Linked DNA regions of Mus musculus: regions 1, 3, 4 and 5 are each linked to region 2. A link is a loop called in an ENCODE intact Hi-C map of the cell type or tissue named here. Cell type or tissue: left cerebral cortex. All regions are shown on one strand.

Region 1 (5,000 bases), 81 kb before region 2:
ATTATGTGTCAGAAGCGAGGGGTGAAAAATCTGGTCCTTGAGGAAAACATCTAGGTATGGGAGTCAACTGGAAATGTAGGATAAGCATAGAATAAGAGACCCTAAACAATTCTGTGACACAACTGTTGGCTCTATAGTAAGTACGCGTTTTTGGCTGTGACTTTTTTGAAGATTAATAAGCATCAAGAAGAAAGGCAACATTGGGGCTGGAGAGATTGATGGCTCAGTAGGTAAGAACAACTAACTTCTGCTCATGTAGGAGGCCTGGGTTCAGTTCCCGACACCCACATGGTGGCTCACAACTGTCTATGACTCCAGTTCTAGGGAATCCAGTGCTCTCGTCTGATCTCCACAGGCACCAGGCACATCATGCATTCATCCGATGTAATTTGATCATATCCTTCCATCACTATCTCTGTCTAGCTCCCCCTAGTGTCCCACCCTACCTTCCTCTCAACTTCCTGTCCTCTTTTTGACTTTGAGTCAATACATGGTAATTATACATGCGGATGTGGTAGAGTCAGGGATTTCAACACATGTGCATAGTGTGTAATAGTCAGATCAGGGTAACTGCTGTGTTGGGAACGTTCACAATCCTTGCTTCTAGATACTTGGAAATAAGCATTGAATATTACCTAGCATCGTTTCCCTACTGGGCTGTTGACTGTTATTAGAAGCTACGTCTCCTATGCCTGAACCTGTTAACCCTCCCCTCTGCAGCTCCACCCCCACCCTCACACCTCCTAGCCTTTAGTAACCTCTCTTCTACTCTCTACTCTTTGAGATCAGCTTTTTAAAGTTTCTATATGGAAGTGAGGACACACTTTGAGTCTGTGTCTGACATTTCACTTGATATAAAGTATTCTAGGGGAGCTGGAGAGATGGCTCAGTGGTCAAGAGCCCTGACTGCTCCTCCAGAGGTCCTGAGTTCAGTTCCCAGCAACCACATGGTGGCTAACAACCATCTGTAATGGGATCCAATGCCCTCTTCTGCTGTGTCTGATGACAGCAACAGTGTACCCACATACACAAGATAAATACATCTTTAATAAATAAATCTTTAAAAAAACAGAAAGTGTTCTAGAGTTCTCATGCTGCTATGGAGGCGTTTATCCCATTGCATGTGTGCATGGTGTGTATTCACCTATTCATATGTGGTGGAGGCTTGGGCTGATGCCACATCTTGGCTGTCGTGAACAGTGCTATAGTAAGTGTGGGAAAGATGACTACTGTCTCTACAACACACTTTCCTTTGCATACAGACCCAGAGGTGGATTTCTGAATCATTTGGTTGTTCTGTTTCTGTTTAAATATTTCCATTATATTTATCCTTTCATTTATTCTCTCTCCTTCTCTCTGTGTATATTCACATATGTATCTGTGCACATGTGTGCATGACTCACATGTGGAGGTCAGAGGATATCTTGGGGGAACTTGGCTTTTTCTTCCCACTATGTGGATCCTTGGGGTTCAGCACAGGTCACCAGTCTTGGCCTTAACCCACTGAGCCATCTTGTCCATTCTAGTTTTAGTTTTGGTTTTTTTTTTCTTTTAAAAATGTGTGTTTCTGGGTTTGTGCAGATGTCCACGGAGTCCAGAAGAGGACACTGGATCCCCTTGAGCAGGAGCTGTCTGTGGTTGTGTCTGACATGGGTGCTGGGGACCAAACTTTTGCCCCCTGCAAGAGCAGTACTGACAAGGAGTCACCTTTCTAGCTCCCAGCTGCAGGTTTTTGAGGGCTACCCCATTCTGCTCTCCACGATGTCTATTCTAATGGACATTTGCATCACGACTGCCTGAAGGTTTCCTGGTCCCTATATGTATGCTTATTATATTTGCTAGGTTTGGGGACTGAGATGGTGTTACATTGTGTTTTTGAGTTACATGTCTGTGATGACCAGTGACATTGGACACATTTTTGTATACATGTTGGCCATCCATACATATTCTTTTGATAAATACCATTCATGCAATTGGCTTGTTTTGTCAATTTATTATTGTTGTGCTGTTGAGTCCCTTATGTTTTAGATACTAGTCCTTGGCCAGTGACTGCAAATATTGCTTCCCATTCTGAAGCGCTGGGTCCAGGGCCTTGCACATAGTCTATAACTCACCATTGCATTACAGTCCTAAAAGGGTGATGGTGCCGTTGGAGTTTACAGGTGTGACTGATGTGTTGGGAGTTCTGACATCTTTCTAGAACCCCCTAGTATATCTGTCACCTCTCTAGTTATGGGGACAAGAAACAGCTTCAGAAGGGAGGAGCTTATTTCAGCTCGGTTTTAGGGGACAACTGACAGGGCTGGGAAGGAGCATGAGGGTGACGGTCACACTGTATCCACAGTCAGAAAACAAGAAAGGAGACAGGAGGAGGGGCTGGGCTGTAAAGCCTTACCCATCCCTACTTACCCTCTAGGGAGGCTCCCTCCTAAAGCTCCCACAACCTTTTAAGAACAGCATCTCTAGCTGGGGACCAAACTCTCAAACACATGCGCCCGTGGGGGCATTTCACTGACCACCTGCACTGAGATGGAAAGTGGTACACCTGACGCTCGAACCTCTGTCTGTCAAATTCTAAAGCCCATGAAAACAGAGGCCAAGCAGGTTCCTGTGTCTCCTTCCTTGGAGGACAATCACTGAGAAGCAATACCTGGAAGAGAAGCATGGGGGCGCTAGAATGTCCAGCCACCAAGCTTTGCCCTGTCTTTCCAAATGTGAAAATGAAAAAAAACAAGTAGATTGAACAATTTATCAAAGGCTGCTTCTCCTAAGATCAGATAGAAAACAAAAACAAACAAGCAAGCAAGCAAGCAAGCAAGCAAGCAAGCAAGCAAGCAAGCAAGCAAGCAAACCGGGATAACACAGAAAACAGCAAAGACTGTCCTCATTTTCTCCCACCTGCAGAGAGGCTCCAAGTTTGTGAGCGGTTCCGGTTTCTTCTGGTTCTACTTCCCTAACTCCTGAAGTTACACAGGGTGCAGAGAAGAAAGAGAAAGACAGCGCAGGATGTGGAGTCCAGCGAACAGAGGTACAGTTTTGAAAAATGGGAAAGATACTGGAAACTGAAGACAAATGTCCCTTGGACGAGATTTTAATTTCCTTGTAAAGTAACGGAACAAATATCAGGAGGAAAGAAATCTAAAATCACACGAAAGGGAATTGAAGCAAGAGCAGCAAGCAGTTCGGGTTTTGTAAACAAAGATTCATGCCAGAACACCCGGCAGCATCTCACTGATGGAATTATGGAATTAGTATATGAAGGAAAAAAATGAATTTAATACATTTTTGGTAATACCCAAGGGGGAGAAGGTGTGAAATCCAAGAGTAACTGAATGTAACATTTTAGAATGTATCTGACATCTGGTTAGGTTGGGATTTCCTTTTTCAAAGTTACTTTTTAGTTATGCTTGATTTCGCTAGAATTTCTGTGAGCATGTGTGAAGGTGGGCATTCTGTTTTGGATAGATGGCCATGATCTGAATCCTACATAAGTAAACACTACCCTCCCTCGCACCTCCAAATCTGCCACTGCGCTAAGAAAGGACTGGGAAAAAGAAAATAATCTTTTGCTTTAACCCCAAATGGATTATTTTGTGCCTGTAGGAATTCCGAGGAAGGTCCCACATGTGGTTCTCACATGTATGTATCAGTGTGTGTGAGCAAGCTCACCTGTGTGCATGCATTCCCATGGACACCAGAGGTCAGGGCTGGGTTCCTTCTTCACTGCTGTCCACCTTACTTAGTGTCTCTCACTGAATCTGGAGTCCCCAGCATCCACCTGTCTCCACCTTCCCGGGGCTGGAATTTCAGATGCACGTCATCATGCCTACGTTTACATGGGTGGTGGGGGTCAAATGCAAGTCCTTATGCTTGTGTGCAAAGCACTTTGTCCACAAAGTCATTTCCCCAGTGTTGATACCTAGGTCTTAAAACCTTTTTGGATTTATGCTTATGGGTGTTTTGTTGGCATGTATGTCTATGTATCCTGTACGTGCCTAGAGACTTCGGGAAGATAGAAGGCGGCATCTGATCTCTGGTACTGGAGTTCCAGATGGTTGTGAGCCTCTGTGTGAGTGCTGGGAATCAAACTGGAGTCTTCAAGAAGAGCAGCCAGTGCTGTTAAACTCTGACCCATCTTTGGACTTTAACATTTTTCTGTGACAATTTGATGACATATCTATTGATCCTTTTTATGGCAAAATGCTCAAAGGTGCTTTAGGTTGACCAGGAAACCCACAGGAAGATGCTGGGAGAGGCCTGGGGTTTCGCTCCAGACTACAGTGTTGAAGGCAAACAATTATTGATGGTTTTCTTTTTCTCTTTTTCTCTTTTTCTATTTTCTTTTCTTTTTCTTTCTTTTTGTTTTGTTTTGTTTTGTTTTGTTTTGTTTTTTGAGACAGGGTTTCTCTGTATAGCTCTGGCTATCCTGGAACTCGCTTTGTAGACCAGGCTGGCCTCGAACTCAGAAATCTGCCTGCCTCTGCCTCCCAAGTGCTGGGATTAAAGGCATGTGTCACCACTGCCCAGCTTATTGATGGTTTTCAAAAAGCAATTCTAAAAGAATATTACTATATTTTATATGTAAATAGGAATGCCAGCCAGCATCCAGTGACTGGACTGGGAAAGAGCTATTCTTCCTTGTTGTCAGGCAGCATGACAAGGGGCTGGGGAGATGGCTCTGGGTGAGAGTGCTCGCTGTGTGACCTGGGATCTCAGCACCCGTGTAAGAAGCTGTGTGCGGTCCTTGCATTTGTATCACCTGTGATGTGGGGATGGAGGCATAAGGACCTTGGGACTTAAGCCACCAGCCTAGCTCCAGCTTGAGTGATAAATCCTGTCTCAGGCGGTAAGGCACAGTGTGGTAAGTAGAACACCTGGTCTCCTCTGGGCACGTATACTCTCCCATATGTGTGCATGCACCACACAGACAAACAGACACACACACACACACACACACACACACACACACACACACACACACAAGAGAGAGAGAGAAAGAG
Region 2 (5,000 bases):
GCTCCCACCTTACTTCTGAGGGAATCCATACAGCGCACTGGGAAGTCTTGGAAGGAGTGGGTGAATTCTCTGACTTGCTTATTGGAGACATGTGGCACTGTGCCACCCAGGGATGCCATCTGTGGGTTTTGGGATGAGCCAAGTAATCTACATTCTTCTATTCTTTTCTCCCCTCTCCATCTACCACAGGAGCAGGGTGATGACTAAGCTTCCTTGGTAGCTTGCTGGATTTGGACTCACCTTGGAGACACGCCTGAGGTGTGTCTGTGAGACTGTTTCTGCTTAGACTTTAACTGAGTTAAACTGAGATGTGAACGTGGGCAGTACTTTCCCATGGGTTGGGATCCTAGACTGAATAAAAAGGAAACCTCAGGAGAAGATGAGTGCTGGCATCCATCTGACTGTGGATGCAGTGTGACCAGCTCCCACATGCTCCTACCGCCATGATGAATGGTTTCCCCTCAAATAGCAAGCCAAACTCAACCATTGCTCTGGCCCTGAGAATTTGCATTTTAATGCATAGTATACAGCTAGAGAAACTGAGGCTCAGAGGCACAGTGGGATGCCCAAGGCCTTTAGAGACTCAGTGTTATCCTTGGGGCTGGGCCTGGTCTGTTGTCTTGAGCTCTTTCCTGGGCTCAGTTTAGCAGCATTCTGGACCCCACAGGAGACCAGCCACCAGCAACGCTTTCCTGCCTTCCTCCTCTGCTTAAGAGTGGAATTTCCGCTGTGATATGTACAATTGGACAGTCCCTGGAGTCTGGGACTCTGGCCTGATCTAATTTTATACTTTGGTGGGTCATTGAAGAGGGTCCCAGTGTCCACTTTGGAACCTTCTGCAGCCCAGATGTCTACACAGAGGCTCGGCAGCTGGAAGATTGTCTCCTTTCATAGGCAAAGCCTTGCTTGTCACACAGTGGCATCTCTGTGCAAGGGTAAATTTGACTCCTCTACTTTGGAATTATCCTGTGCTAACAGAATTCTCAGACTCACAGGTACGTGGATAATTAGGACTCTTGTTAATCATTCTGTGTCCCTCTCCCCTCCCCCGCCCTCCAGCAATGAGATTCACACAGATTAATTACTGCCTGCTATAAATAAATGTAGAGAAAAGCAATCTGCATAGGAGAGGCAGAGGGTAACTGTCATTTAATATAGCGCAGCTTTCCCGCACACCTGTTCTCCCCTCGCCGTCACCATGGAAACCACACTTTATAAGAGAAGCTATGCATAATTAGCATGGATGGAGGTCTATATCAATCAGAATAATTTGGAAGAATACTAAAAGCCCGAAGGAGCAGGCAAAAACTACTTGTCTCAGTAGGAAGGGATCAGATCTCCACTGTGTGGTAAATGAGGAGGCAGTTACAGTAAGAAATCAGCAAAACTAGAGATTCTGGGTCAGCCGAAAGATGGGGCGGCAGCCTGCCTGCGCGGGAGAGAGAGAAAACTTTGTCGTTGAGTTTGCTTTTCTTTTCAAGCGCTATTTAGGGCTGCGCAGAGGAAACACGAGCCAGACAACCAGATATGTACATCGCAAGGTGCCGGTGCTGGAACTGCAAGAAGTTTAATTGAGTGTGGGGTGGCTGTGCGCACAGGGGACCTCTGCGTCATGGTTGGCAGTGGGCCTGGGGTGAGAAGCTAGAGGGTCTTGGTGCAGAGTGTGGGGCTTTTCTACGGAACATCGAGAAGTGGGGCTTTAGGAGGCTTGGAATTGCCAAATTGCTTCTGAGTGTGGGCAGGGACCTTAGTTTATTTCCGTGCCCTAGTTCTTGGAGGATGAATGGAAGTCACAGAGAGAAGAAACAAGCCCGAGGTTTCAAAGCCGCTGAGGTCCTTTCTGAGACCAGGGCTCAGCATGGTTTCTCCTTCACTATGTTTGTTGGGCCATGGGGCCAGACCAGGGCTTTGCTCATCTAGGATAGGAACTCAGGCCTTTCCCAGAGCACCTGGCAGACACAGGTTTCTGTGTGGTTTTCTTTCAAATGCAGATATGTCTTCAGTCACGTGATTAAAGCCCCTTGGTTCTACAAGCATTCATTTTTAGTAATGGGATAATAGCGTGCTCAGGACGCATAAAGTTTCCTGTAAATTATACATTTCCCAGTAGGCACCAGGGCTCACTGTTCATAGAAATGGACATTTACTTATTCAACACGCATGCGTCACCAGTTGGTGTGTGTCAGGATCTACTGCAGGTGCTGGGCATAGTCATGTCTAGGACATCATCTTCCGTTTTTGTAGATTCTGCAGTCTGCTGGGGGAACACGAGATTCTAGCCCGGAAACAAACGAATAACGTCTTAGATAGTTGTAGAGTGCCCAGATGCAGGTGGGCAGCCCTCAGGCCAGGGCCTGGGCCAGGACTTTGGAATGTCCTCTACTTGCCGAGATGTGCAGCAAACAGAAGTCTTAGGTGAGGAGGTGCTGTGGTTGGGGGCCACCACTCTGGGGGCGTCTGTCTGCCCATTAATTTGAGACTAGTGTAGGCCAAGAAACCCCCAGTAGCTCCTGTTGTCCTCACAACAAAGTAAGGGTTTGTAGCTCAGCTACAGGGCCAGTGGTCCTGCCTCATCTTTCTTCATTGCTATTCTGTGCTTTATCTCTTTGTGGTACTGCTAGGAGTTGAAATAATAAAAAGGCAGACTAACGGCAAAGCGTAGGGAATAACATTGAACGTTTATAAATCAGCCCTTACCAATGTACCTGGTGTTATGCAAATTGCTGTGTGATGTTTAACTCATTAACTCTTCAAAACACAGAAACTATCATTAAGTTGATTTTGCAGAAGAGAAAAGTAAGGGGGGAGAGATTAAGGGTTTTTTTCCCCCAAGGTCAAATACCTAATTGAATGATGTTCTAGGAGTTGAAACCAAAACCTGTTTATGCCATTAACCTCTGTGCTAATTTGATAAATCACTAGCATCAGTATGTTAATAGAAAAGGCTCAATTTCTACAGTTCTCACATTAAGAGAAACGAGAAGCAGAAACTACCATTGCGGTATGTGTCTGATGGGCAGAAAAATATTCGAGATCCAATGATCTCCAAAAATCTGCACAAATTTTACCCCTCAGATTCTCCCTGGAATTAGAATTCTTGCAATAACATGGTGAAATAGATCTGCTCTCCGCCTTCAGGGTGAAGAGATGGTAATTCAGAGAAATTAGATAACAAAGTGAGACCTCCAACTCTCAGTGCTTCATTAAAGTATGGGATGCCTTTCAGACATCCGTCAGAAGTCCTGGGGTGACTACAGACCCTGGGTGACCTGCTCTTGGCCACTGGTAGCATCTTTTATATAGAGATAGGATCTCATGTATTCTAATTTGGCCTTGAACCTTCAGGGTCGTCAAGGATGACCTTGAACTTCGGATCTTCCCCCTTCCGGCTCTTGAGTGCTGGGGTTACAGGTTTGTGCCATCATGCCAAGTCTACGCGGTAGTCGGGATGGACCTTGGGGCACTCTACCAGGTTATAACTCCAGCCCACGATGGCCTCCTTAGAGGTTCTTCAGGGGAACCTGGAGGCTTGCATGCTGTAGCATCTAGGGGTGTATTTCTCAGCACTCTCAAGGAACTCAGTGGCTGTGCTTCAGTGCCATGTTTGGTCTTGCCCACCAGACTTAATAGAGACATTTTCTCCTTCTTGTGGTGCCTGACAGGTTTCCACTCAGACTCTTCTTTGCGGGTTGGGTTTTCTGTGTGCTGGCCTGTCACATTTGTGGTCTTAACCCTTGCTCTAGCTCTTTCTCCTCAGTGCTGGTGAATCACCTGCCATCCTTTGGCATTGATCTTCCATTCCTATCCAAGGTCTGCCATTGCCAAGCTTAGCAGGTATCAGAATGAATCCTTCAAAGTCCCCACCAAGAGCCAATAAAGGTTTCTCCTTGTCCTTCCCCAAAGAGAGCTCGCTTGTCAGGTTCTTTTCACCAGCGTGAGGGTCATCTACTGGACCAGTTATACCGTCACTGTTTATTGTTCTCATTTGGCTGTTGAATTACTGGTACCTTCTTCTATACCATTCAGTTTTCAAGGGCCTGCTGTCTAGGGATGGAGGAGACTTCTATAAGTATGGTGAGCAAGGAGGACAAGGGATGAGCCCAGGAGCTCTCAGTGTTTATAAAGGTTAAATTGACTCCTTTACCCTATTCTACTTTTTGAGGACAAGTGAGCATGTGTGTCTGAGAACAACCTGTCACACTATTCTGGTTGACTTTTATGGTCAACCTGATACAAGTTAGAGTCACCCGGGAACTTCAGCTGAAGAATTGCTTTTATCAGATTGGCTTGTGGCCACATCTGTAAAGGATTGTCTTGATGGCAAATTGATACAGGAGGGCCCAGACCACTGTGGGTGGCACCATCCCTAGGCAGGCATTGTCAGGATGTATAAAAAAAGCTAGCTGAACATAAGCCAGTGAGCAAAGCAGGAGACAGCATTCCGCCATAGTTTCTGTTTCATTTCCTGCTTGTGTTCCGGTCCTGACTTCCCTTGACGACGTACTGAAACTTGGAAGTATAAGCTGCAATAAACCTCTTACCCTGCCAAGATGCATTTGGTCATGGGATTTATCACAACAATAGAAAATCAAATTATGCCGGGCATGGTGGCGCACGCCTTTAATCCCAGCACTTGGGAGGCAGAGGCAGGCGGATTTCTGAGTTCGAGGCCAGCCTGGTCTACAAAGTGAGTTCCAGGACAGCCAGGGCTACACAGAGAAACCCTGTCTCGAAAAAAACAAAACAAAACAAAACAAAAAAAATCAAATTAGAAAACACATTGAGTCTATGGAGAAGGCATTGAAGACTCTTCATCCACAGTGTATGCCCAGGCAGGGCTCTGTCCATGGTTTCTTGAAACACCTTCATGGGCAGCTCAGACACAACTTGTTTGTATCAATTAGCCTTCCCATATAAGAAAATATATCCCTCCCAATACTAGTTTTAAAGAGCAACCATTTATTTAGCTCATGTATTGCGGGGATGTTTCTTCTGACCTA
Region 3 (5,000 bases), 330 kb after region 2:
GGCTTCCTGGATCTCTACTCTGAGCCCTCTCTCTGCCATGACACAACTTTGTCCTTCCAACTGTCTGGCAGGCTAAAGGCTGGAGTATTCCTGAAATCTGTGGGTATTTGGAACACCAGAGCCTCAGAAGAGCCTGCAGAAAAACCTGGATTGCATTTCTCCAGAACTTGGAAAGTGTGGTCCCAGCTAGCCTGATGGATTCCTTCCCTCTGCATAATGAAGAATTAAGAGACAAGAGAGTAGCTCAGGCCAAGGTCAAAGTGAAGTTTATTGTCATGCTTTATCTAAGTAGAGGAGGGGCCCCAGAACCAAGAGTCTACCAACTCTAAGGGACTCTGCTTACTTATTTGAGTTTGTGTATCCCCCTGTTCTCCTTTTGGACTGAAGGTACTCATATGTGCCTTATGGTGAGGGGACTGGGTTCCCGCATCTGTCTAGGAATACAGAAATAGCTGCAATAGACCAATGCCCCTTCCTTGGTGCATGTGTTCAAAAACATTCACTGGTTGGCTGGGGTTAATGATAGTCCAACCCTTTAATATCCTCATTGGTGTAACAGAGAAAGAGAACTTACTACAGGTGGAAACAAATTTTCTACTCATTTGGGGAAATGAAACTTACTGTAGGGCTCAAAGAAACCTGTGTAGGGGGGCATGTAATCTGTACAGAGATCTGGGCTTGCAGAGATCAAGTGGGGGACTGTGGATTTATGTAGTGCTTGTATATATTGTCACATATATGGGTTGGATGTGGATCTGTCTACTCTTGTGATTCTACTGTGGATCTCACTAGGCAATCACAAATATTAAATGTTCTCCTTGGGTTGCTCCGTGAATGAGTGCTAAGGTTGGGATTTGGATATGAGTGTGTTCATGTTTCCAGTTCTGCTCCATTAAATCAATTCCTTCTGTTCTGTGAATTGTGGGTAAAACCACACACTGATATACAGCCTGTGACAAGGGCGTGCAGCCCTGCCGTTCTTTTTCTGCAGTTAGTTACCTGTGCAAGATGTCCTCACTCAATGGTTATAGCAGATGTGTTTCTCCTTCTGGGCTTTGTTTGTTTGTTTGTTTCCATTTCTTTGTTTGCAGCATCGACCATTAATTTTTCTTTTCTATGACTTCCGAACATTCCAGTTTTATGAATGTTTCACATAAAGAAAAGAAAAGAAAAGAAAAGAAAAGAAAAGAAAAGAAGCCGGGCGTGGTGGCGCATGCCTTTAATCCCAGCACTCAGGAGGCAGAGGCAGTCGGATTTCTGAGTTCGAGGCCAGCCTGGTCTACAAAGTGAGTTCCAGGACAGCCAGGGCTACACAGAGAAACCCTGTCTCGAAAAACCAAAAAAAAAAAAAAAGAAGAAGAAGAAGAAGAAGAAGAAAGAAAGAAAATAGAAGGAAGTAAAGGAAGAAAGACAAGACAAGGAAGAAATGAAGAAAGAAAGAAAGAGAGAGGAAGGAAGGAAGGAAGCAAGGAAGGAAGGAAAAAGCAAAAGAAAGAGGTACTTCCTGTGAAGACGCGCACCCTGGAAAAGGCTCGCGTAGCCCAGGCTGTCCTTGAGCTTACTATGTAGCTGGGGATGACCTTAAACTCTTTTAAATTTCCTAATGTATATGCATGTTTTATCTGCATGTGTGTCTATGTGCACACTTGATAACCATGGAAGACAAAAGAGAGCCTTGGATCCCCTGGGAGTGGAGCTGCAGGTGGTTGTGAGCTACCCTATGGGTGGGAAACAAGGCTAGGTTCTCTGGAAGAACAGCCAGTATTCTTAATGTCTAAGCCATGTCTCCAGCCTGACCTTTCGATTGCTGCCTCCTCCACTCAAGGACTGGGATCACAGGCACGCACCTCCACAACAGACTATATTTTGTCAGTTCTTGAAATCTGAGTTGTGCACACTCCCTTCCACAACAAAGACAGCTCTGAGGCAAGCTTTGCAAACCCTTTCCGGTCCCAAGGTCTCCCTGCTTGTAGAGAATCTGAGCACAGTTTAGGTGGGCACAGCTGCGAGGCATTGTGGGAAGAGATGCAGAGTAGGGTCTGAGACTCCAGGAATAAAGTTTTTATTGTTACCCCAGCTTTGCAAAGAGTTGCTCAAAAATTAGGCTTCTGTCATTCTTTTACACGAGGCCCTCTGAAAAGCAACATGTCTGCAGGCACGCCGTGACTGGGAAGTCTAGGGGCCTGGAGGCTCAGGGGTTGACGGTGCCAATTAACAGAAAGAGTGCAGGCTTGTAAAAGGGCTGCCAGGGACTGGCAGGTCTTCTCTGCTTCATTAGGGTAACTTTGAAAAGGTTGTAGGCAAATGGCACCTTTCACTTTTAAAATCCAACTGGTGGCTTCCTAACCATTTTAAAAGCTTGATTTTTGAGCTGTCCACTGTAGCAAGGACATGGCCAAAGCTAGCATTACTCAGAACCCCGTGGCACGAGGAGTCTATATCTTTCAACGCCTCCGTCTTGCTCGCCATACTTTTGTTAGCTTCCTCCTCCTTGACACTTCCCTTAACCCACCCCCACCGCCCTCCTCCCAGTGAAAGCCCACGCCATATCCCAAGTCTGTTGCGGAGAACAGACTGGAAGACATCTGCCTCTTGCCTTTTTTTCTTTTCTTTTTTTTTTTTTTTTAATTCCTCTAATTGATGGAGCCAAGACTCCACACCACAGCTCTGCTCCCTGAACAAACCAAATGGTGGCTGTTGGCAGCATATTGACAGCTTGCTAATGAAGGGATCCTTGACAGCGTGACAACCTGCCTGGGCTGCCTCAGGAAGCCAAGTCCGCCCCCATACCAGCCCCGAGTAATTAACAGGTGGGGGAAAATAGCAAGAAGCTGCCACTGGGGAGAAGAGAAATATACTCAACCAAATGAATTATGTAGATTTTAAAAAAGATTTTGATTCTGTACTATCTTTCTTATTTCTTGCTAGCAAGCTCCCCTGGAAAGAGTGTTGACTTGGGGGCCAGATGAGCGTGGGTTTGCGGCTCAGTCTGGTGGCCTCCCCTTTCCCTGGCTTTCGAAGCCTTTGCTTCCTGGTCCTTTAGTTTGTGAGACCTGACTGGGTACAATTTGTAAAAACACACTCATAGATGACACTTATCTGTCATAAATTGTTATAAAAAATTCTCTTTTTTTGAGGATTGATTGGCTCAAGTGTTCTTACATATCTATTTCTACCAGTGTTTGATTTAACAAACAATCAGACAAACAAAAATCATGAAGTTTGGTTTTTGTTTTCTGGAGAGCATTAATCGTATGTTTGCGAGTTTGTGTGTGTGTGTGTGTGTGTGTGTGTATACATGTGAGTTTGTATGTGGAAGTCAGGGGTCAATGGCAGGTGCTGTTTCTCTAGAGTTGTCTGTCTGGTTCTTTCTCTTGGACACAGGATCTCTTTGTGAACCTGTAGCTCACTGATTAGGGGAGAGCTGGTGGCAACAGAGTCCCAGAAATCCTCCTGTCTCTTCCTTGGCAGCACTGTGATTGCAAGAACACACCTGACATTTTTTATTATAATAATAATTAGATATTTTTATTTACATTTCAAATGTTATCCCTTTCCTAGTTTCCCCTCCGAAAATCCCCTATCCTCTCCCCCCTCCTCCTGCTCCCTAACCCACCCACTCCCACTTCTTGGTCCAGGCATTCCCCTATACTGGGGCATAGAACCTTCACAGGACCAAGGGCCTCTCCTCCCATTGATGAACAACTAGGTCATCCTCTGCTACATACGCAGCTAGAGCCATGAGTCTCTCCGTGTGTTTTCTTTGGTTGATGGTTTAGTCCCAGGGAGCTCTGGGGTTACTGATTAGTTCATATTGTTGTTCCTCCTAGGGGGCTGGAAGCACAGAGTACCCAATGAAGGAGCTAGAGAAAGCACACCTGACTTCTTATGTGTGTCGGAGATCCACACTTAGTCTTGATGCTTGTGCCGCAAGCGCTTTCCTGACTGAACCATTTCCTCAGCCCCATGGGCTTTGATCTTCGGCATGTTCATAGCATTTTAAATGATTGTATTTTCCTGGTGAACTAACCCCTGTATCATCAGAGGGTAGCTCCACCCTTCCAAATCTCTTGTCATTCTTTCTGTCCTACCTTATGTGTAGTTGGTTTATTTTATGTTTCTGTGTTTTGGGGTGAAAATTGTGTGCAGAGAACAGACAGGCTTAGGCTTGGCTCAGGCTGGCTCAGGTACCACACTCATCTCTTCAATAGCCTCTCTCCAACTCCACCAAGCCCCCAAATAGTCACTGTATCACTGTAAAGAACCCTTGGAGCCCAGCATATGATTCACCTGATTGGACCCCTCCCCCCCCCCCCCCCCAGCTCTGACAGACACCAGGAAAGCAACAGACGCAATGTCTCAAGACCTAAATTTGTAGCTCCTGGTGTTTCACCAAGGGCTGGCTTTAATTTAGGAGACATTCAAGATGATTTAAAGCAATTGCTTTCAAGCTTCCTTGAGGCTTAGATTCCCTTATGAGTTGATGAAAGCTCTGGACTCTCTTCGGGGGGGGGGGGGGAGCCACAAACATATACTTTTAAACAATCCTGGCCCATTCAGTGTATCTCTCAAAGCTGTGAGTGTGCCTCTGTTTAAACATCTATGTTATAAATGCCAGGGAGTGAAAGGAAGTCTTCACTTATGTATTCTTTCATTTATGTATGCATTTGTATCTTAGTTTGTTTAATTGTTATTTTAAACAGTAGCTCACTCTGTAGTCCTAGCTGAGACAGAACTCACTATGTGTATCTATCTCATCTTGAATTACAGGTGATCCTCTTACCCCAGCTTCTTTAGATAAGGATTATCGGCATGAATCACCATACCTGGTAGAGATTGAGACTTTAAATGATTTCAAACTGATTTGTCAGAAGACAGATTGTGAAATTCTGGCAGAAAATTGGCTGCACAGCAAGCTGGTAGGCAGCATTCTTTCATGGTCTCTGCTTCAGATCTTGCCTTTGGGTCCCTGCCTTGATTTCCTGTGATGATGGACTTAC
Region 4 (5,000 bases), 250 kb after region 2:
TCACCACAACCAGTTTACATGAGGCTGAGTGATGGACTCAGAGCTCCACATATGCTATGAACATGCCAATGAGCTATTTCTCCAGTTCTGAAGAACTAGTTTTAAAAACGCAAATCAGAGCTAAATTTTAATCTCTCATGTGCATAACTAATTTTTCCAAGACCTTAAGACAGAAGCCCATGGTTTGTTTTTAATATCAAGAAAGCACACGTCAATAAACACTCTATTCCCACACCACCCTAAACTCATCCCATCCAGTGACAGTGAAATATACACTGACAAGAGCAATAAGAAAAATAATAACGTGATTGCAGGATTGATGCCTATTTCTGGCTTCATAAATAAAGGACTCGGCTGTCAGTGATGTTTAATTTTTGTAAACGCCTCTGGAAATTTAAGTATGGTAAGAAAACATTAGTCGGAGATAATGTTCAATTTCTCCCAACATAAGCTTTTAAACCTTGGCCGTGTGCAGTTTTCAGTCTGGGGCAAATTCAGAGCAAATCTCTCTGGAGCAGATTGTGGCGGGTTTGTTTTAAATAGGCTAGCTTTGTGTTACGGTTCTAGAGGGCAGGAAGGTAGAAATGACAGCAATAACAGGGGTAGAGAATGCCAGAAGCCTATAGCCTCACGTCTGCAGAACAGAGATGCTCTCCTCTATACATGAATGTGGACTCCCATATGCCACATGCCAAGTTTGGAAGGACCAAGGGTTGTGCACAGGAACGGTGGCCACAGCTCCCTGTTGGACATCGTGATGGCTTGGTGTTTTTTTCTCCTACACAATTGCTCTGGTGTTGAGTCGCCTCCCTGGAGCAGTATCATCAGCACATGGGTTGAGTAACAGACAATTTCCTGTTATCTCTGCCCTGTCTATGAAACTAGAGAAGCTAGCCAGAGAGATATGGGGAGTGTGTGTGTGTGTGTGTGTGTGTGTGTGTGTGTGTGTGTGTGTGACTGCCAGAGATCCATTCTACTGCCATCTCTTCAGAACAAGCTCATTAGAAAAGAAAGCAAGGAAGCTACATTAGGGGTGTTAGGGTTAGGGTTAGGGTTAGGGTTAGGGTTAGGGTTAGGGTTAGGGTTAGGGCTCTTAAGTGCTCTGTTGGACATATAGAAGTGGTTTTGTGACCTCAAACTTGTATCAGATCAATGAGTGCTTGCTAAAACACCATTTTTTTTTGACTGCTACCTGTGTTATGAAGGTCTGGGAGTGTGGATGCAGAAATGTGAATTCATAACCAGTGCCATGTACTGTTGATGCTGCATGCCAGGAGACCATCTTATGAGAACCCTTAGTCTAGGGTCTCTTGTTCCTGATGCTGGACTGTCATAGGCCAAGAGATGCATCTTTCTGCACCTATGGGCCTAAGGATGCCCAGGAAGCGTTGACACACTGAAAGAATAAACAAGAACCCTTTGTGTGTGTGTGTGTGTGTGTGTGTGTGTGTGTGTGTGTGTGTGTGTGTTCAGGTACCTTCAGCAGAGAGAACCTCACAGAGCAAAGATATGGGCTGGCCAGCAGATCAACCACAGAGTATGACCAGCCCTCCCAAATCTCCTAGAATTCCCCCTTTATTCCTGTGTTAGTGGGGGGTTACTGTTGTTCTGACCTCAAAATCTGTGGATTGTGACTGTGTCAAAATGTTGTCTATGTGGGGTTGTTCAATGCATCCACTGTTCCTCTCAGTTACTTTGCTCACTGAAGTGTTTGTAAAGTTTCCTCATATCGGTACATACCCTTCCAGCCGGTTCATTTTACAGCTCTCTCTCCCTCTGCTTTCTCTGTCTTTCTGTCTGTCTGTCTGTCTGTCTGTCTGTCTGTCTGTCTGTCTGTCTGTCTCTCCTTTCTCTTCCTCCTCCCTCTCTCCCTCCTCCCTCCTCCTCCCTCTGCCCTCCCTCTCCATCTCCCTCTCCCTCCTCCTCCCCCCCCCCTCCCTCTCCCTTTCCACAATGCACACATCTCATTTTATTCATTCTCCTCTTGATGGGAATTTGGAGTATTTTCAACTAGAACTGATGACAAATTTTGCTGAGATTAGCTCTCCTTTACACACAGTTTGGCTCACACAACTCCCTTTCGGCTGTTTTGGTGCTTGCGAGAGGAATTGCCATTCCCAGGACTGGCAGATATCCAGCTTCAGTAGACACTGCTGAATACTTCTAAAGTTGATTTACTAATTCTTATTCTCCCAGGAGAAAGCCAAGGGTTCTAGTTACATAGTTACAGGTACAATGTAGCAGGATTATTGTTTAGAAGCTACCAACACAAATAAACATTCAAATTACAAACTTTCCTTTGCTTCTATTGTGGTTTCTCTCCTGGTTTGCTTCTCTGTTGCTATAATAAACACCATGACCTTAAGCAACTCAGGGGTCGGGAAAGAGTTTGTTTGGCTTATGGTGCCATGCCACAGTCCATCACTAAAGGAAGCAAAGCAGGAACCAGGAGGTAGGAACTGAAGCAGAGACCATGGAGGAACACTGCTTGCTCCCACCAGCTCAATCAGTGGCCTTTCTCATAGAGCCCAGGCCCTTCTATCCAGAGATGGTACTTCCTACATTGGGTTGGACCCAGCTACATTGATTCCAATCAAGAAAATGCCCCACAGACATGCTCACAGATTAATCTGATGGAGGCAGCTCCTCAGTTCATTCCTCCCTTCCGAGGGACCTTGGGTTGACAACCAAGATTAGATATCACTATTGGGAATTAGTTGTCGCTGAAAGACTCATGAGCTTTATCTGGCTTTATCTCCAGCCAGTGGCACTCCTGGAAAGTGGTGAACCATTTAGGACAGTGGTTCTCAACATTCCTGAAGTGGAAATTTTTAGTTTCTTCAGAGACTCAATTGTGTCATGTGATGTTCTTCTGGAAAATGTCTTATGAGAGGATGTTTTGCTAAGAACAGACACGTGGTGCTTCTCTGGAGGTAGCCTGGAAAAAGGTCATGTGATGTTTTTCTAGAGCGGATGCTTGAGAGATCATGAGATACTTGAAAAGAGTATAATTATAGCCAGTGGATGACATTAGATGGCATTGGTACACCTTGCCATTCTTTGCTGGCCATCATTTGTCATGACTTCATAGAAATGTACCAAAAAATCTTCTGGTGGTATTCCGGTGGCTGCTTCTTGCCATTTCTATGGACGCAGGCCAACTGGTGGAGCCTTGTGGTTTCTTCTGGATCAACCTTCCATTGCTGATTCATGAAGGATATTTTTGAGTGGATCAAGCTGCCACTGCTGACTTGTGTGAGCTGAACTGCTGATATCCTGACAACACAGATTATATTTGCTCCAATGTTTCTAAACACATCTTCCTTAGCTCTGTTAACCTTTCATTTCCACTACCTCTGGTGGGTGGTGGGCTAGAAGGGACAGTAAGACATTTAAGAATCCTTATTAAAAGTAGGTTTTGAACAATCTAAGCCTACATATTCCTAATGCTGTGACCTTTTAATGTATTTCCTAATGTTATGATGACCCCCCCACCATAAATTATTTTCATTGCTACTTTACAAGTGTAACTTTTGCTACTGATATGAATTGGAATGTAAATATTTGTGATTTCTGATGGTCTTAGGCAACCACCAAGGGGGGCACAACCAACAAGCTGAGAATCAATACTTTAGTGGGTGTGTCCTAGTGGTAAGGGGTTAGGGTACTGGGATACTGATCCTTTCTTTTGTTGCTCCGTTTTCTCTTAGATACTACAAGATGAGAAGGTTTTCTCTACCACCTGCTCCTCACCATGGTGTTCTGTTTGGCTTCAAGCCCAAAGCAACAGGGCCAGGTGATCATGGACTGAAGCCTGTTCTCCTTTTACAGTTGCATCTCAAGTGATTTGTCCTAATGACAGCAGACAAACACATCACCCCTCTCTCGCACCCAAACCATGCTGTCTAACTCTGTGCATCTGGTTTCCTTTTGTCTTTGTGGAGTGTTACAGAAGCTTCTAGGTTATTCCATTAAATGACCTCACCAATCGAAAAACACAGAAAATAAAGCTAAACAGGCAAGGAATACTTCATTGAAGACCCAAGGAATACTTCACTTAAATAGGGAAGAAGCACTCCATGGGCTCTGCTCAGGTGAAAGGAGAGGGAGTTTGAAGCCTTCGGTGAGCCAGTGCAAGAGTGATGGAAGATATTTTTCGGAAAGTTAAAAAGTTACTTATCCATCAACATATGGTACTTAGTGCTTAGGAAAGTTAGTCTCTTAGTGTCCCACGGAGACTAGGAAATAGTGGCCTTAAGTGGTATAGTGATCACATTTAAAGGGATGGCTCCCAGCTTCTTGAGGAAGACATTTACAATTTATAATATTGGCAATCTAGTACCCAAAGACAGTTTACTTTGCGAAGAGACTAAGAAAGAATTTTTACTATCAGATTTTCCTAAAGTGAATCCTATAAGAAAAGGAAGTAAGAAAAAAAATCTATGGTTGGACAAAACCAGTTTAAATTTTAGTAAACTCCACATTATCCACCCAATGATCTCTGGACTCAGAGGTGCATTGGGACCACTTCACACCTGCATCCAGTGTGCTTGCCGCTCTTCAGGAGGTGGGTCACAGAGAAGGTAGAAGAAGGATGCTGCTCATAGTGCTAATGAGAAGGGTGAGTGAAGGAGGGACTAAGAGATGGTTCCAGTCAGGGCTTTCAAATGGGTACCATTCTCTGAGTCTAGGCCAGGGTAAAGGGGCCTCCCCATCTCGGCAGAGTCTGCTTGTGATTGTGAGCTGTGTCAACACAACCATTGTTTCTTTAATCTCTTTGAGAGGATGTATAATCTAAGCACTAGGACCAGGATATCATAGGCACATCATGAGGACCAACACATCACAGCCACATCATCACAACACAGGGTCCCTGACTCCCTTTTGTTTTCTCACTTTCTGGAAAGGTAAGGATAAGGGCCGTGGTATGATTAGTTGTGATTATTGTCTTTAAAGTGAGATTATAGGTAACTATTTTATTTTATCTAAACCTTTCAGTG
Region 5 (5,000 bases), 160 kb after region 2:
GGATTAACAAATTCATACTCATAATGGTCAGGTCTGTCTGCTTCCTCCCTCTCCACTTCTTCCCACAAAGAAAGGCAAGCTACCATAGTGTTTTCAGGTGGACAGCAGTCTTGGGACCAGCAACGACTGTCCTGCTGTGCCTTACACACTGACTTCAGCTCTTGTTAAGTTTTCAATCTGAATGTCCCCAGCAGGTGATGCTCTTTTGGGAGATTGCAGAACCACCAGGAGGTGGGACATAGCTAATGGAAGCAGGTCACTACCCGTGGGCCTTTGAGGATCATAGCTCTGCCCCTGGGCCCTTTAGACCCTATGCTTTTTGATCTATGGTGTTGTGAGGAACCTTTGCCACACTCTCTGGTGGCCTCGAATGAAGTTTTCTGCTATGTCTTCCTTTCTGGGATGGATAGAAATCCCTTTGGGACCATGAGCCCAAAAATATTCCCCCTGTGCTGCTTAGGTTTTTTGTTTTTTGTTTTTGTTTTTGTTGTTTTTGTTTGTATGTATGTTTTGGTCAACTTGACATAAACTAGAGTTATCTGGGAACAGAGAAACTCTGTTGAGGAATGTATCCATTAGATTGGCCTGTGGGCAAATCTGTGGAGTATTTCCTTGATCAGTGATTGATGTGAGAGGGCTCAGCCCACTGTGGGCGGTACCATTCCTAGGCAGGTGGTCCTGGGTTGTATAAAAAAAGCAAGTTGGGCAAGCCATGAAGCAAGCAAGCCACTGAGCAGTGTTCTTCCATGGCTTTTGCTTCAGTTCCTGCTTCAGGTTCTTTCTGGAGTCCCTTTCTGATTTCCTTTCACTCTGGGCCATGGTGTAGATGCATAGGTCAAGCTAGCACACTCCCTCAACTTGTTTCTGTCAGGTGTTGTGGTTGCAGCAGTGTGAGAGTGTCCAATGCAACCCCTGATGCCTTAACTCTGGCCATTTGCTTCTTGACTGTGAAGTGGAAAGCACCCATCTTGCTTCTCCAGAGCCTGTTGAGGGCATTCTGTGGGGGAGGGCTGAGAAGTCATTTGCAAATGCCATAGTGCCCCATGGATGTTGGCACTGCTTTAGAACATAGGTTATCAAGTGTTATTGGATCTGGATAACTGAATAACCAATCTGCCCATGAATTTATGTATGTGTGTATGTGTATGCATACATGTAGGTATCTATGTATCTACCTACCTCCCACCTACCAACCATGTGCTCTCTGCTAATGTGTATTCTACTAATTCAGGGATTTTCAGAATAAGGAGCTTTGGTTTTCTAGAAAGCCCTCAGGAAGGGGTGGGGGAGTTAGGGAGTAAAAGTGCCTGCTCCAGTGTGGTGTGTATAGTGATGTTTTTCCTATGGAATGTCCCCCAAAGATTCCTTAGGTATTGTTTCTCCCATGAGACCTTCAAGAGCCTTTACTAGCACAGCGGAGCAGGACCTAAGCATGCGTGTACTGGCACAGCTGGTCCTCCTTGCTCATATGTTTTCATTATCTTCTTGTAAATATCTCCCGCCTGAGGCCAAGGGAGGTCAGTCCAGTGATGGATAAAATGCTGATTTTTACATCCCTTCCACTGCCGGCTAAAGATTCAGGAATGTTTACCAGCCTGCCGGTTGAACTTTTAGGCTTCTCCAGAGAATAACGATTTAGCTGCACATGTGGAAACGTTGTCATTATCTGTTTAGGGCTGACCATGGGAGAACAGTGACCAAGGAAGCTGGAGGGAGTTGGGCCATGCCTCTTGCTCTCGTTTTCTCTTCCTCTAATTTACCCTGGGTCTGCCTCTCCCTCCTCCTCCTCACAGTCCAGCCGTGCAGCTGCATTCATTTACACCCACCAGTTCTGCCCAAATCTGCCATACAGGGAACTGAAGGGCTTGCAGCCACAGACTCATTTCCTAGGCAGTGAATTGTAATAACACAACAGGACGGGAGTCTTGATCTGGCGCACACTCCTTGGGTTTACCAGAGGTAACAGCATAGCTTGGGAGTCTCTCTCTCTCTCTCTCTCTCTCTGTGTGTGTGTGTGTGTGTGTGTGTGTGTGTTTAGTGGGTAGGTGTCAGTACGTGGGCTCTGGGATGTGTCTCGTGAACACCAGCGATGAAGAGCATTGACAGCACTTGCTGCTTGGTAATGAGATTCAGTGTTATAGGACTGTTATTTTTAGGGTTTAAACTATGAAAATCTCGTTTCCCCACTAGAGGCCTCTTTTCTGTCATTCTGGAGCACACCAGGTGAGAAACCCAGTGTCATCTTTGAAAGTAATAACAGATCACAAGTTAGCGCATAAAATACTGCTCTTGCAAGTCTGGTTGACAAGAGTGAGCTTAAAAATGGAATTTTGGGTTGGGACAAGCAAGGAATAGACACAGGAAGATAAATTTGAAAGTACTGAGTTAAATGAGGACAACGGGGGGCAGAATCTTGAAATGGACATATTCCTTGTGGCAAATCAAGTATCCATGCCCATTGCAAGTCTGCCTGCCCATGTCTGTCTGTCTGCCTGTCTATCCATCTATCCATAGTCATCTTGCACCTATCCTTCCATATGCCTCTCTGTGTGTATGAGTTGCCACTGGGTATACCCTACTGTACACCTCTAGGTGGTTTTGGTCTAAATCCCCTCCCTCGGTCACCTTTACCTCTTCATGCTCACACATACTTCATATTTGTCTGATTCCATGAGTAGAACTAGTAAAATGATTTTGTGTAGGTTTGGAAGCCTTTCTGGTTTGGCAATATGGGCTCTTGAGATAGAGGTTTCGATTATTCTATATTCTGATCCTATCAACCAGTGCATCAAATGTAGCTACTTAGAAAAATCCAGAAGTTTGATCATGGAGGTGCTCATGGCTTTGATGACAAGTCACATGTGTGATGATTTTTGAATGTGCTGCCTTGTGTCAACTTTTCTTAGGAGGACCAAACTTGAAAGAGGAACCCTGTCTCGAAAAAACAAAACAAAACAAATAAAAAAGTCAGCACCAGTCTCTACCCAAAGGCCGGCTCTGTCAAGCTTGTGTCCCCAATCAGAATGGACGTTCTTTTCTGTCTGCCTGATTCACCCTGGCCACAACTTTCTCACTATACTCTGTTTCTTGGGTCAAAGTGGTAGAGCCAAGCGTGACTTCCTGTTCACCTCTCAGCTGGTGTGCCCACTTCCAAAGCGATTCCCAGAGTGTGGCTCCTTCTCCTCTCACTGCTCGCTGTCATGATTACTTCAGTTGCTTCCTTACTGGCTTGTTTCTTCAGCAGCCTCCTTGCCTGGAGCTGTCCATGCAACTCTTCAAAATCCTCGGGGGTGCCACCACGTGGCTGTTTCCAAATTCTCTGAAGACTCCTCACTGAACACTTTAGTGCTTTGGGTCTGCCCATTCTCCGCCTCCAAGGGCAGCAAAGGGAGGCTCTCTGTCCACACTTGGCCTCCTCCTGACTCTCTGACTCACTGATTCCCTCCCACCTTCCATTCTCCCTGCCCACACTGTTTTCTTCCCCAGACGAGAGTGCTTGTCTGGCATTCCATTTTGTTTCTATTCAAATGTCACCTCCTCGGAGAGAGATTATCTTTGAGGATTTGAAATAAAGCACCATCCCTGGGTCCCATCCTCTCTGCACTGCTTCTCTTAGCCTGCTTGATTTTTTTTTTCACAATGGTCGTCATCTTCTGACATCCTATGCCTATGACTGGTTTCTCTGAAGGCAGGGTCAGCTTCCTGAGACAGGGGACTTTTCTTGGTCAGCATTATCTCCAGTGGCTGGAACAGTATCTAGCATGTACAAGGTGCTCATGAATTATTTGTTAGCCAAATGAAGGTTGGTGAAACGGCTCTGTGGGTCAAAGCAACTGCAGCCAAGCTTGACGACCCATTGGACTTATGTGGTTGGAAGGAGAGAACTGACTGACTACTCGTTAGCTGTCCTCTGACTTTTCCATGCACTGTGGAACTTGCACACCCACACACATGAGAGAGCACACACATGCTCGCGTGGTCCATACACACAAATAAACTAGGTATAAAAAATATAAATGAACAAATGAGGGTGTTGCTGGTGCTTTCTACAATGCCTTTATACATTATCTCTAGCAGTCATGTTGTTCAGATGCTGCTGGACGAGCAGTAAGGAAGTGCACTGAAACAAAACACGTTGAAGGTGGGATGATGCTCCTGATGACTCACACACTGAGAGCTCCTTGATCGGAGGAAGTTGCTCAGTAGAGCAGCTGGTAGATGGAGGATCCTGACAGGCACTGAAAACCAGAGACAGAGCAAGAAGCATAAGCAGAGACCATGGAGGAAGGTTGCTTACTTACTTCAGCCCACTGGCTTTCTTGTGGAGCCCAGAACCACCTGCCTAGGAATGGTGCTGCCCATGGTGGGCTGGGCCCTCCTATATTAATTAGCAACCAGGATCATGACCCCTAGACATAGCCACAGATGAAGTTGAGCTGGGAAGTTCTTCAATGAGGCTTCCTCCTTCCAGGAGTGCCCTGTGTTGTGTCAGGTTGACAAGAAAAATTAAACAAGATGCCAGGTGACCTATAAAACTTTCTTCTGGTTTTAAGTTTGCTATCATGGTGCCAAAAAAAATTTCTCTGTTTTCATAGCACCTTAAAGCACATTTCTGTAAGGGATGGATAAAGGAAAGGTGGGCTTCTTAAAATGATTGGCAGTAGAATTTTATTTAGTCACAAGGGCAAAATAAAATTACGAACTTTGCAGGGAAATGAGTGGACCTAGAAAGCATGATATTACAGGAGATGATCCAGGCTCAGAAAGACAAATAATTCATTTTTTCTCATATATGGATCATAGCTTGACTATAATATATGTTTATCTAGGTGGCAGCGAATGTAGGCTGAGCCTAGGAGACCAGAAAGGGGCCAGAGAGGGGGCTAAAAGACGCTATCAGAGAGGGTAGGTAGGGAAGACTATAAAAAGTAAGATGTTAAAGTGAAGAATACAAGGGCCAAAAAGATACAGTTGAGGGGAAAGAGAATGTGTTGGGGCTA

What was found. Peaks named below come from ENCODE experiments on the same cell type or tissue, not always from the same donor. Only the 100,000 strongest peaks of a DNase experiment are listed, where the experiment ranks them.
Region 1: it touches region 2 in a loop (2.2-fold over the local background); 2 of 42 quality-filtered maps call a loop at or near these places.
Region 3: a loop joins it to region 2, with 3 times the contacts of the local background. A loop is called at or near these places in 3 of 42 quality-filtered maps.
Region 4: a loop joins it to region 2, with 3 times the contacts of the local background. A loop is called at or near these places in 2 of 42 quality-filtered maps.
Region 5: it touches region 2 in a loop (5-fold over the local background); 2 of 42 quality-filtered maps call a loop at or near these places.

What each region holds. Positions count from the first base shown.
Region 1 is chr9:113,585,121-113,590,120 of GRCm38, reverse strand. AU023762 (expressed sequence AU023762) reads left to right here and starts at 2,969. Exons shown (of 5, transcript NR_040760.1): 1 at 2,969-3,028. In left cerebral cortex, a CTCF peak has its summit at 2,644; DNase peaks (open chromatin) are centred at 2,165, 2,663 and 3,435; H3K4me3 peaks cover 287 bases; H3K27ac peaks cover 1,602 bases.
Region 2 is chr9:113,504,203-113,509,202 of GRCm38, reverse strand. The region is part of intron 2 of AU023762 (expressed sequence AU023762); the gene reads left to right. Among named protein-coding and RNA genes, the nearest start is that of Gm36540, 38 kb to the right of the region's middle. In left cerebral cortex, no CTCF peak of the experiment used is centred here; DNase peaks (open chromatin) are centred at 176, 928, 1,412 and 2,115; H3K4me3 peaks cover 800 bases; H3K27ac peaks cover 3,639 bases.
Region 3 is chr9:113,175,022-113,180,021 of GRCm38, reverse strand. It overlaps Gm4657 (a long non-coding RNA gene), which reads left to right. Exons shown (of 3, transcript XR_871299.1): 3 at 4,771-5,000. Among named protein-coding and RNA genes, the nearest start is that of Gm4657, 22 kb to the left of the region's middle. In left cerebral cortex, a CTCF peak has its summit at 2,818; DNase peaks (open chromatin) are centred at 73, 2,463 and 2,750; H3K27ac peaks cover 4,561 bases.
Region 4 is chr9:113,257,541-113,262,540 of GRCm38, reverse strand. No RefSeq gene overlaps it. Among named protein-coding and RNA genes, the nearest start is that of Gm36367, 36 kb to the left of the region's middle. In left cerebral cortex, no CTCF peak of the experiment used is centred here; DNase peaks (open chromatin) are centred at 670 and 2,085; H3K27ac peaks cover 2,195 bases.
Region 5 is chr9:113,339,425-113,344,424 of GRCm38, reverse strand. All of the region lies in intron 4 of Gm39436 (predicted gene, 39436), which reads left to right. Among named protein-coding and RNA genes, the nearest start is that of Gm39436, 17 kb to the left of the region's middle. In left cerebral cortex, a CTCF peak has its summit at 2,207; DNase peaks (open chromatin) are centred at 1,255, 2,087, 3,377 and 4,168; H3K27ac peaks cover 4,673 bases.